Regions from separate parts of the Homo sapiens genome. Here region 1 is linked to region 2. Evidence: chromatin loops called from intact Hi-C (ENCODE). Cell type or tissue: gastrocnemius medialis. All regions are shown on one strand. Region 1 overlaps RECK (reversion inducing cysteine rich protein with kazal motifs). Region 2 has its middle 28 kb from the start of RECK.

The links. Hi-C counts contacts between places; a loop is a spot of excess contacts. Peaks named below come from ENCODE experiments on the same cell type or tissue, not always from the same donor. Only the 100,000 strongest peaks of a DNase experiment are listed, where the experiment ranks them.
Region 1: a loop joins it to region 2, with 2.5 times the contacts of the local background. A loop is called at or near these places in 3 of 110 quality-filtered maps.

The regions. Positions count from the first base shown.
Region 1 is chr9:36,072,754-36,077,753 of GRCh38, forward strand. All of the region lies in intron 6 of RECK (reversion inducing cysteine rich protein with kazal motifs), which reads left to right. Among named protein-coding and RNA genes, the nearest start is that of RECK, 38 kb to the left of the region's middle. In gastrocnemius medialis, no CTCF peak of the experiment used is centred here; a DNase peak (open chromatin) is centred at 2,328.
Region 2 is chr9:36,006,547-36,011,546 of GRCh38, forward strand. No RefSeq gene overlaps it. Among named protein-coding and RNA genes, the nearest start is that of RECK, 28 kb to the right of the region's middle. In gastrocnemius medialis, CTCF peaks have their summits at 2,387 (motif pointing right) and 2,592; a DNase peak (open chromatin) is centred at 2,405; H3K27me3 peaks cover 195 bases.

The DNA of each region.
Region 1 (5,000 bases), 66 kb after region 2:
TAAGATAGTATTAAACTTTGTATGTTGTTTTGGTTTGTCGTATTTGTTTTGTAGTTGGGGGAAGGGAGTAACTCCTATTTAGTCTCCTTGCTGCTAGTGTATTTCCTTTTCCAGTTCATTCTTCTCAGAAGTCACCTGAACGAGATGATTCCAAAAGGGAATTTGATCAAATCAGATTAGATTGCGACCTGGTCTCATCTTAAGTGGCCAAGGTTTTCCCCTTAAGCAATCTCATCTCCCATAGATTTAATTGTTCTTATATGCTGACAACTTCAGAATCTTCATTGCTAACCTTTTTTTTTTTGAGCTCCTGAACACTATTGGATACATGTACTTTTGATGTTCCCTTGGAACAACAAACAATCAAACCAAAATTGATTGATTTTAAATCAACCAAATTGATTATTACTTTCTCTACCTTTTCTGCCTCCCCTTCCCTCCCTTCCACCCCTAAACAGCAACACACAGACACACACAGACACACACAGACACACACACACACACACACACACACACACACACACATCCATCCCAAAACAAAACTTATGATTTTTCTTGCATTTCTTGTTTGGTTGTACCAATATGATCCTTCCAGGCACATCAACTTAAATGCCTGAGAGGTATTGTCTACTCTTTCCTCTTTCTCATCACCTCCTGCAAATTACTGTCTCTCAAGCCTAAAGAGTTGCCTTCTAAATGTACCTTAAATCAGTCTCCCTTTCAGATCCTCAGGTATTGCCTTAGCTTAGGTCTTTCTGCCACTTTTCTGGATACCTATAATAGCTGCCAAACTAGTTTTCCTGTGTCTAATTTCTCCTCTTATCTACTATATCCACTTCTAGATTAATCTCTTTAAAGACCAAATTTGATCCATGTCACTACCTTCCTTAAACCCTTCAGTTGCTTCCCTGTAGAACACAGCTCATGCTCCTCAGCCCAGTATCCCAAGCTTTTCTCAGTCTAGCTCCTGGTTCTTCTCTCTGTTACATTTAAGCAGCATGCTACTTATAGTTTCCCAGATTGACCCTGTTGTTTTATTTGTTAGTTGTAGTTGTACAAATTGTTTGTTCCACCTGGAATTCCTTCTTCTGAATCTTGGAACAAAAAGTATAGTATATTGGAGCTGGCAATACCAGCTCCCTACCAGCTAGGGAGTACTGCTTGTTAAATATTCAGGGATTTTGCAAGCCAGCTTGTAACTTAAAATCAGCCATGGGTGGAGGTATTTGCAGCGTGAACATCAGCAAATACTGCAAATCCAGATTTTCTCCACAACCACCCCCCACAAAAAAAGCTGGTTCCAGAACATCATTACCTCTATTGAACTAGAGTAACCTTTGCCTTAAATCCTGGTTTAAATGGTACCACTTTAAAGCCTTTCCTGCCCATTCATCTTCTCTCCACACACATAAAATTGATCACTACTTCCAAGCCCTTTGCATGCTTTATTATAGCATTTGTCGCTCTATAGCATAACTATGTTTACATGTCTCTTTTTAAACTAATCCCTGAGTTCCTGGGACAGAGTTCATATAATTATCTTTGTCTCTGTCATTCATTCACTTAACATTCATTGAACTGATACACACTGAACCAATATATTTAATATGTATCAGGCATTGTTCTCAGGGTACAAAAATGAAAGGATTTAGTCTGCAAGAAGCTCATAGTCCATGGGAAGAGAGAAATCCAAATAGTCCATTACAATACAGTGAGACAAGTACATTGCTAGAATGTATTGGAGCCTGGAGGAAAAAACCCTGCCTAGGGAAATGGGGAAGTCTTTCACAGAGCAGGTAAGACTTAAAGGATGAGCAGAAAGCTGTTGCCTGTAACAAAGTGCTACAGTCAGTACTTTTATAGATAGAAAAATTTTATAGACTTTTTCCCACTCTGGAGAACAGAATTATTCAAGGTTCTTTGTAACACAGTATATCAGCTTTACGTGGAAACTCTGTGTAAATGTCTTACACTCTTGGAATGCATGGAGAAAGTGCTCATTTTCTACTGTACTGTGGAGAATGTTTTCATTCTGAGTACTATCTATTATCCCAATAATGTTGTATAGTAAACCATCCCAAAACTCCATAGCTTAAAACAGTAACAATTTATTATTTCTCACAAATCTAAGGGCTTACTAGGCAGTTCTGCTCTGGCCAGGCTTAGCTGATTCCAGCTGGGCACACTCATCTGTCTACAATCAGATGGCAGGTCAGCCTGGGGCTGCCTGCTTTAGGAAGCCCTTGGCTAAGTCAGCTCAGATCTTCTCCATGTTTTCCCCTCCCTTTAGCAGACTAGCTCAGGCATGTTCACGTGGTGGTGGCAGGAGTCCAAGAGAGAAAGTGGAAACATGCAAGTGTAGTTCGGGCAACTGCTTACTCCAAGCTTGCTAGTGTCCACTAGGCCAAAGCAAGGCAAGTCACATGGCTAAGGCCAGAGTTACTGTACAATAAATAGATATAAGGAAATGTGAAAAATTGGGGCCATTACTGTAGTCAGTTCACCACAAGCACATACTCTGTGCTAGGCTGTCTTCTAGACCTTGTGTTTCTCTGCAGATGTTACTTGCCAGTGAATTTGCTTCCAGCTGGTTGGGTGCCCTGTGGTGATAATGAGCAAATTTTTCTGAGCAGTCTAGACCTATAAAGCTCATTTCTGTTTTGAGTGTTCATTTTTATTTGCATATCTGTTGAAATGACACATTATTTGGAAGGCTGAAGAAATTTAATAATCACTTGTTTAGTGATATTTCCAAGTCATGACATTAAACTCCTTACATATTCTAGTCATCTATACTTTTTGACATTCATGGTATCCACAAGGAAAAAACACCTTGTAGAGGTTTAAAAACATTTATGTTTTTAAAGAACAGTTATATTTAACCTCTCCTACTTAGCATTTCATAAGCTGGATTTCTTCTATGAAATGTGAAACTTTAAACTGGAAGAAATTTCAACCCATCTGTGAAAAGGAAACAGATTTTTATTTATTGAGGCCTTAGAAACAAAGTAGCCCCTTTACTTTTAAGTAATAGCATAGTTAAGTAGAAAGTACTGGGCATATAAAACATTAACATAACAGTTAATAAAATGTGCTCTTTTGGGTCTTTGTCCAAAAGTAACTAAATCATCCAAAATTCAAACCTGTAATTTTTTTTTACAAGATTCATATGATCAGTGTTTTGTTGTCATCATCTTTATCATTGATGAAAATGAGAGAGAGCTGGAGTAGTCAGTAGTAAAAGGGCAGTGGACAGAGAAAGGATTGAAACAAGTGGACAAATGGAGGAATGAACCATTTTTTTCAAATCCAAAAGCCAAATCAAATTGGACAGCCAGATATACGTAGCAAGCAAAGGGCAGAGCCAGGGCTAGAACCCGGACTGCCCTACCAGTGCTCTTCCATGACACTGCGTTGTGAGAATAGTCTGGTCTCACTGTATTGCAATGGACTATTTGGATTTCTCTCTTCTGAATGCACCCAAAGCAAGGTTGAATGTTTGTTCATAGATTAATCTATTTAACCAGTTTCCTATTTTAAAAATCAATAGAAAAGGGTCACTGAAGTGGCAGAAAATAAATTGCAGAGCGAACTTCTGGGCTAGAGGTTGGACCAGCAGAGTCTACTTCCCAGGTGCACCCAAAGGGTCTTCCCCACCAAAAGGAAAACCAGTGTGGCATGAAGGATCACATAGGGTTCCCTCAACTTTGATTTACTCTGTTTTTGTGCCAGGTTTGCCCACAGTTCATATGCTCCCAACAGTGGATCAAAGGGCTTGTACTACCTGGAATTCCCTCTTCCTGAATCCATCCTAACACACCCCCACCTAGTAATATATTGGAGCTGACATCTACCAGCTTGGGAGTACTAATTGTCAAATATTCAGGAATTTAATCGCGAGAGTAGGGCAGGGAACTAGTTATTGAGAGCAGCTACCAGAGGAAAGATTTTAGGATCAAAAATAATTTTTTTAGGATCAAAATATTTTTAAGGAAAATAATATTAACCTCAAGAAAATGGTGACCTTTTTTGGTTACAATTTAAGGAGCTGATTTTAAAAATAGGGGACTGGTTAAATAGATTACTCTGTGAACAAACATTCAACCTTGCATTGGCTGCATTGAGAAAAACAACCCAGACTATTCTCAGTGCAGTGTCATGGAAGAGCACTGGCAGGGCAGTCTGGGTTCCAGCCCTGGCTCTGCCCTTTGCTTGCTTATACATATCTGGCTCTCCAACTAGATAGTGACAGCTTTTGGATTTGAAGTTCTCTTGAGACCCTGTCAACTCCAGTATGCTGACATGTTCTTTGCATCTTTGAGGTTATGGTAGATCCTCACCTCAGCACCCCTATAGTTTTGACCTATTCTTGACTAACATGAGTAGGGGAGGGAGAGGGAGCAGTTATATGGGGGCACATTGGGTGTGGTATTGGTAAGCAGGTCAAAAGAGGCTCCATAGGAGTGAATACGAACCCTCAGTTACCTCCAAAAGTCAGAAAGTTACCTTTCAAAAGTCAGATGGCAGACTTTTGAAAGACTTAAAAATTGACTAGCTAAGACTTCAAGACAGGCTGACGTAAGAAATGAAGAAACTATTAAGTTAATCCTATAACTCATTATGTGTATGTCCTAAGCCCTCTCAGACTAATCAGCAGTATTAAAGTGGTAAAAAGATAGAGTTACATATAGTAAATTTAGGAGTCATTCATCAAAGAGGGAGATATGATCAGTCTATTAAATCATGATAGGTGTAACAGAATTTATTCATCAAATGCTGGTATACTGGAATGAAGGAACATTCTTTTGAACCTTAAAATGGGTAAAGAGGCAAGATGGTATTAACACTAAAGTGTTAGTGGTTAATGGTAATTTTCACATGATGCTGCCATGTGAAAATAGAAAAGATTAGTTCAACAAATTCAGGTAAACTTAGGCACAAAAGGTCTATTAATGAACATCAAGAGAAATAAGAGATGCTTGAAGAACATCTCTGAACTC
Region 2 (5,000 bases):
CGGTTATGAAGTATGAGGAAGAAGCCAAGGAAAGAAAGAGGTAAAATATCTAGAAAACAATGGTTCAGTGAAAGGGAGCCCTCTACTTCCTCAAAAGTCTTTCCTATTGCCAGAGGACATTAGTGTTCAACAAGTATTTTCTCATCCTGGGTCAAAGTCTGCTTATCTCCCTGCACTTATAGCCTGGGTGTTAGCTTAGCCTTTGGCTACATGGGACATAATCACTTCCTCTTTTGAGTATCAGCCCTTCAGAGACAGAAGGACAATAAATCACTGTAGATAAGTGCAGCTACACTGAAGATACGGCTCTGAACTGGGCACATTACTCCTTCTACTACCTGCTGTGAACACTGTGTGTCTGTCAATGTGTCAGAGATCCCTTTGGCTTACCTGGCAAAGAATCATCTCCTCCAGGAAATTTCCCATGGCAATTTCTGCCCATAGAACTCTCTCTCCTCTAAACTTTAAAAGCTTCCTTCCCTGGGATGTCCAGTTTTGTTCTGAACTCTGGAAATTAACTTGTGTCATTTATTTTCTCTGGGTGTGTCCATGTGCATAGCTCTATTCACATATCCATATGCATAATGTGTGTGTGCACTTATAAGTGGTTTTGTAACTCTTTTTCTCTTCAGCCTCAAGGATCTGGTGGTATCCATTTACGAGATGAAATGCTAATAGGCTTCCTGGTGAATCGTGAACTTGAATCTTGATGTTTGAATCCCCCTTAGTTTGTCTAATTCATGTTCCAGAACTCATCTGCATTCATTATTTTCATTCTGGATGGAAACTCAGTGGTAACATTATTTGTCAATAGTTCTTTCAACTATGTCCCTCATTTTTCCATAGTAGAGTTAGCCTTTATGATCATAGTGGCAAAGAGCAGGAATCAAAATGATGACTAGTGAGCTCGGTTTCCTGAACTTACTCTGTATCTCATTCTTGAACTGAAAACACTTTGTTGTCATGGTTAGCTTCTTCCTCACTTCCTTTTTTCATTCTGTGACTACTCACAGGTCTCTAGAATCATACCCCTTGGGTCCACAGTAAATTCTAATGTCTTAGATGATCCCTGCAGAATATTGGAGCTTTGAGAAACATCCTTATGTTCTCTCTCTCCACTTAGGAGCCACAGTGATGGGAATCATTGTTCTCTGCAAGCTTCCTGAGTTGGTAAAAAGCTTGTTCCAATTAGGACAGATATGTCAGATATTGACATATTAGCTGGAGTTCTGCTTATCTTTTATACAAAGAAGTTTTACATCTTTACTTTTGTATTTGGCCTCAGAAATCTTAGAACACTCTACCAACTCTGAAACATTTCCTTCAGGGCATCAGGTTCATTGACTTCCCTCCTGAATTCAATCTTTGCCATCTGCCTGGTGTACACTAGGGAGCATGAAGAGTCTTCCAAGTTCTGCCACATCACCGCTAAAGGACATCCCAATGGCCAAACATGCTTTGGGAAATATTCTTTACCCTTGTGTACTTGTAGACTGTCTGTCATGAAAGAGGAAGTGATTATGTCCCATGTAGCCAAAGGCTAATCAATTCCCAAAGCTAAAAAGTCAGACAGAAATTACCATGTATTTCTATAAAGTTACACCGAATGTGCTTGCCTGTCCTGCCTCCCTTTTACCTCCTCCACCTCTTCCTCCTTTGCCACCCTCAGACAGCAAGACCAACCCCTCCTCCTTCTCCTTCTCCTCCTCAGCCTATTCAATGTGAAGACAAGGAGGATGAAGACCTTTATGATGACCCATTCCACTTAACGAACAGTAAACATGTTTTGTCTTTCTTGTGATTTGTGTGTGTGTGTGTGTGTGTGTGAGAGAGAGAGAGAGAGAGAGAGAGAGAGAGAGAGAGAGACAGGGTCTAGCTCTGTCATCCAGGCTGGAGTGCAGTGGCACCAACTTGTTTCACTGCAACCTCTGCCTCCCAGGCTCAAGCCATCCTCCCTCCTCAGCCTCTGGAGTAGCTGGGACACAGGCACATGCCACCACACCCGGATAATTTTTGTATTTTTGGTAGAGACAGGGTCTCACTTTGTTGTCCAGGCTAGTCTCCAACTCCTGAACTCAGGCGATCCACCCACCTCGGCTTCCTAGAGTTCTGGATTACAGGCATGAGCCACTGCACCCAGCATGATTTTCTTAATATTTTCTTTTCTCTAGCTTACTTTATTATGAGAATACAGTATAATAATACATTTAACATACAAAATATGTGTTTATCTACTGTTTATGTTATCGATTAGGCATTCAGTCTAACAATAGGCTATTAGTAGTTGTTTTGGGGATTTTCAACTGCAATGGGGATCGGCGCCCTAATCCCCGCGCTGTTCGAGGGTCAACTGTATTTTTTTCATGTGCCTCTTTCTCGCCACTAGAGGGTGCACTCCCAGAAGGCAGGGACCCTGGGTTACTCTGCACATTTCTGCCTTTTGCCGCTAGAGGATGCACTCCCAGAGGGCATGGACCCTGGGTTACTCTACACATTTCTGCCTTTTATGGAGCATACGCTCAATAATTGTTTGCTGAATAAAGGAATGTCCCCATTCTCTAGACTCATCCCTGTCCTGGGTCACATTCTGTCCATGACTCGTAAGAGGTCTGGGAGCACGTGCACAGATGACAGGAAGCTGAAAGGACAGTGACTTGGGTGCCCAGTGAGGATTGAGGCAGAACACAGCAGGTTGCTTCAAGGTGTTTAATCCAATGAGATGAACATTTAGAGGGAGAGTAAAGGTCTTTCAGTCAGATGCCCCAAGCCACTGCGTAAGCACAGACTGGGGGTGACGGGGCTCGGCTGCAGCACAGGAGAAAGCACCTGGGCTTTGAATGAATCCTGGAATCACTAACCCACAGATTGTTGGACCCTGTTAATGAGATTATGATGTTCAGAAAGAAAGAAAGGGGACAAGGAAAGAAGGAAGGGAAAGAGGAAGGGAGAGAAGAAGGGGGAGAAGAAGCAGACAGCTGACTTCCTCCAGTGCTGCCAACATAATTTGTTCTTGGGGATGTTATCCCAGAAGGATAGAAAGTTTCTAAACTGAGTACAACTCACTTTCCAAACCTTAAATGACTTCAGGGTCTACAATGGTCCCAAAGAATAAACTGCAATTTAAATTATCTTCTAAGGGTGATGGCCAGTCCTTTGGAGATTGTGCCCCAAGCACATGAGGCAGGAGAAGCAGAAAGGACCCTTCACCTGTCACATGTCCTGAGCCCTCACCCTGGCGTTCAGACCCAGTGTCACTGTTTCTGACATGTAGCCTCTTTCCAAACCTTGGAAAATCGATCATTCTTGCTCATGATGTTTTTTTATAAAAGTAAGGGCAAGTTTTGGTGAAAGGAATTCCACAATTTTCATTAGCATTGGCTATATTTATTTTTTAAATAAATTGATACATAATAGATATACATAATAGATACATAATATCTATTATTGATACATAATAGATATACATGGTTTTAAGGTACATGTGATAATTTAATACATTCATATAATCTGCAAGGATCAAGTCAGTGTAGTTGGGATATCCATGACTTTAAACATTTGTCTTTATGCTAGAAATATTTGAATTATTCTCTTCTAGCCATCTTGAAAGGTATAGTAGCTTATTGTAAACTATAGTCACCCTCCTGACCTATTGAACACTAGGTCTTATTCCTTCGATCAAACCATATATTTTCACCCATTAATCAACAGCATGGTTACATTTCTATCATCAGACTTGATTGTAATGGAATGGGGGCTTGAGGAGGGCAGATGTGAAGCTGTTTCATTGGTATGATATTATTCTCACAAAATCAAATAGACCTCCTCAACCTGCAAGAATGTCTGAGATCATCTGGCCTCACCCTGCCATCATGCTGAGGAAATGGGGGCTTGCCAGGGACCATACAGCTGGTAGTCCTTCTCACGATTGGTTGTCCTTTCTTGATAAAAACTGTTGGGCTCTTTCTCACTTCATAGTTAGATACAAAGTCTGGCAATAATAATAAGCATGTTTCTGAATCTGATAATGATGACATAGAGGGAATATTTTCTTCATATGATCTGCAGGTTCTTGAGAGTTGGCTGGCCAGCCTACAGTGAGAAACCCAGCTGGGGACTGATACACTGCCCAACACACACATCCCAGCAGCAGCGTGTCTCGGGCACCTCAGCCATCCTCAAGCTTGGGGACCATTCTTAGTGTCAGCCTTTGTAGCGAGCTCCTGGTTGATACATTTGCCTCTAAGAGATATATCTACTTTTTTAAGACCTTAAGAGAAAAAGGGAGATTTATTCTTATTTATCTTCGTGCTGAAACCATACTATTTCTAGATATTTAGGCAGTTGTGTGTAAGAGAGATTAACTGCCTTTAGGGGCTCCAGAAGACAAGGCCAGGTAGAAGTTGCAAGGAGACAGATTTCAGCTCAATATCACAGGGTAACTACTTCAAAATGAAGTGAGCCTTACCAGGAGATAAAGAACCTCACATCACTCAGATAGTCAAATCTAGGTTCTAGGACTATCAGGAATGTGGTAAGGGGCTTTCTGCATTAGAAAGGGGGCAATTACTAAATAGACCCTAAGACCTGTTGTCCTTAGCATTCAAGTAATTGTTATGGTTGATGATGATGATGATGATGAAAGCATTTGTTTGCATGACTATTTCCCCACTAGATTTTGAGCTCTTTGTTCCCAGCACCTAGAATTATGCCTGGCCCAGAGTAGACGCTCAACAAATATCTGTTAACCTGACCTGAATTATTATGGCACTGACTTGGTCACAGCTATAATGTGCTAACCACCAACATAGGAGTATCTCGGAGCTCGTGAGGCAGGAAGCATCGCTGCAACAACAGAGGAGGGGGTTGGATTACTGAGAGCTCTTGGAAAGATAGATATCTGGGAAGTTTGTAAGTATTTTAGATACAGTTCTAATAAAACTGTAGTGCTCAGTTGCCTACAAGTTTTTTACTGGTCCAGAACAAATCATAGTTTGAGAAGC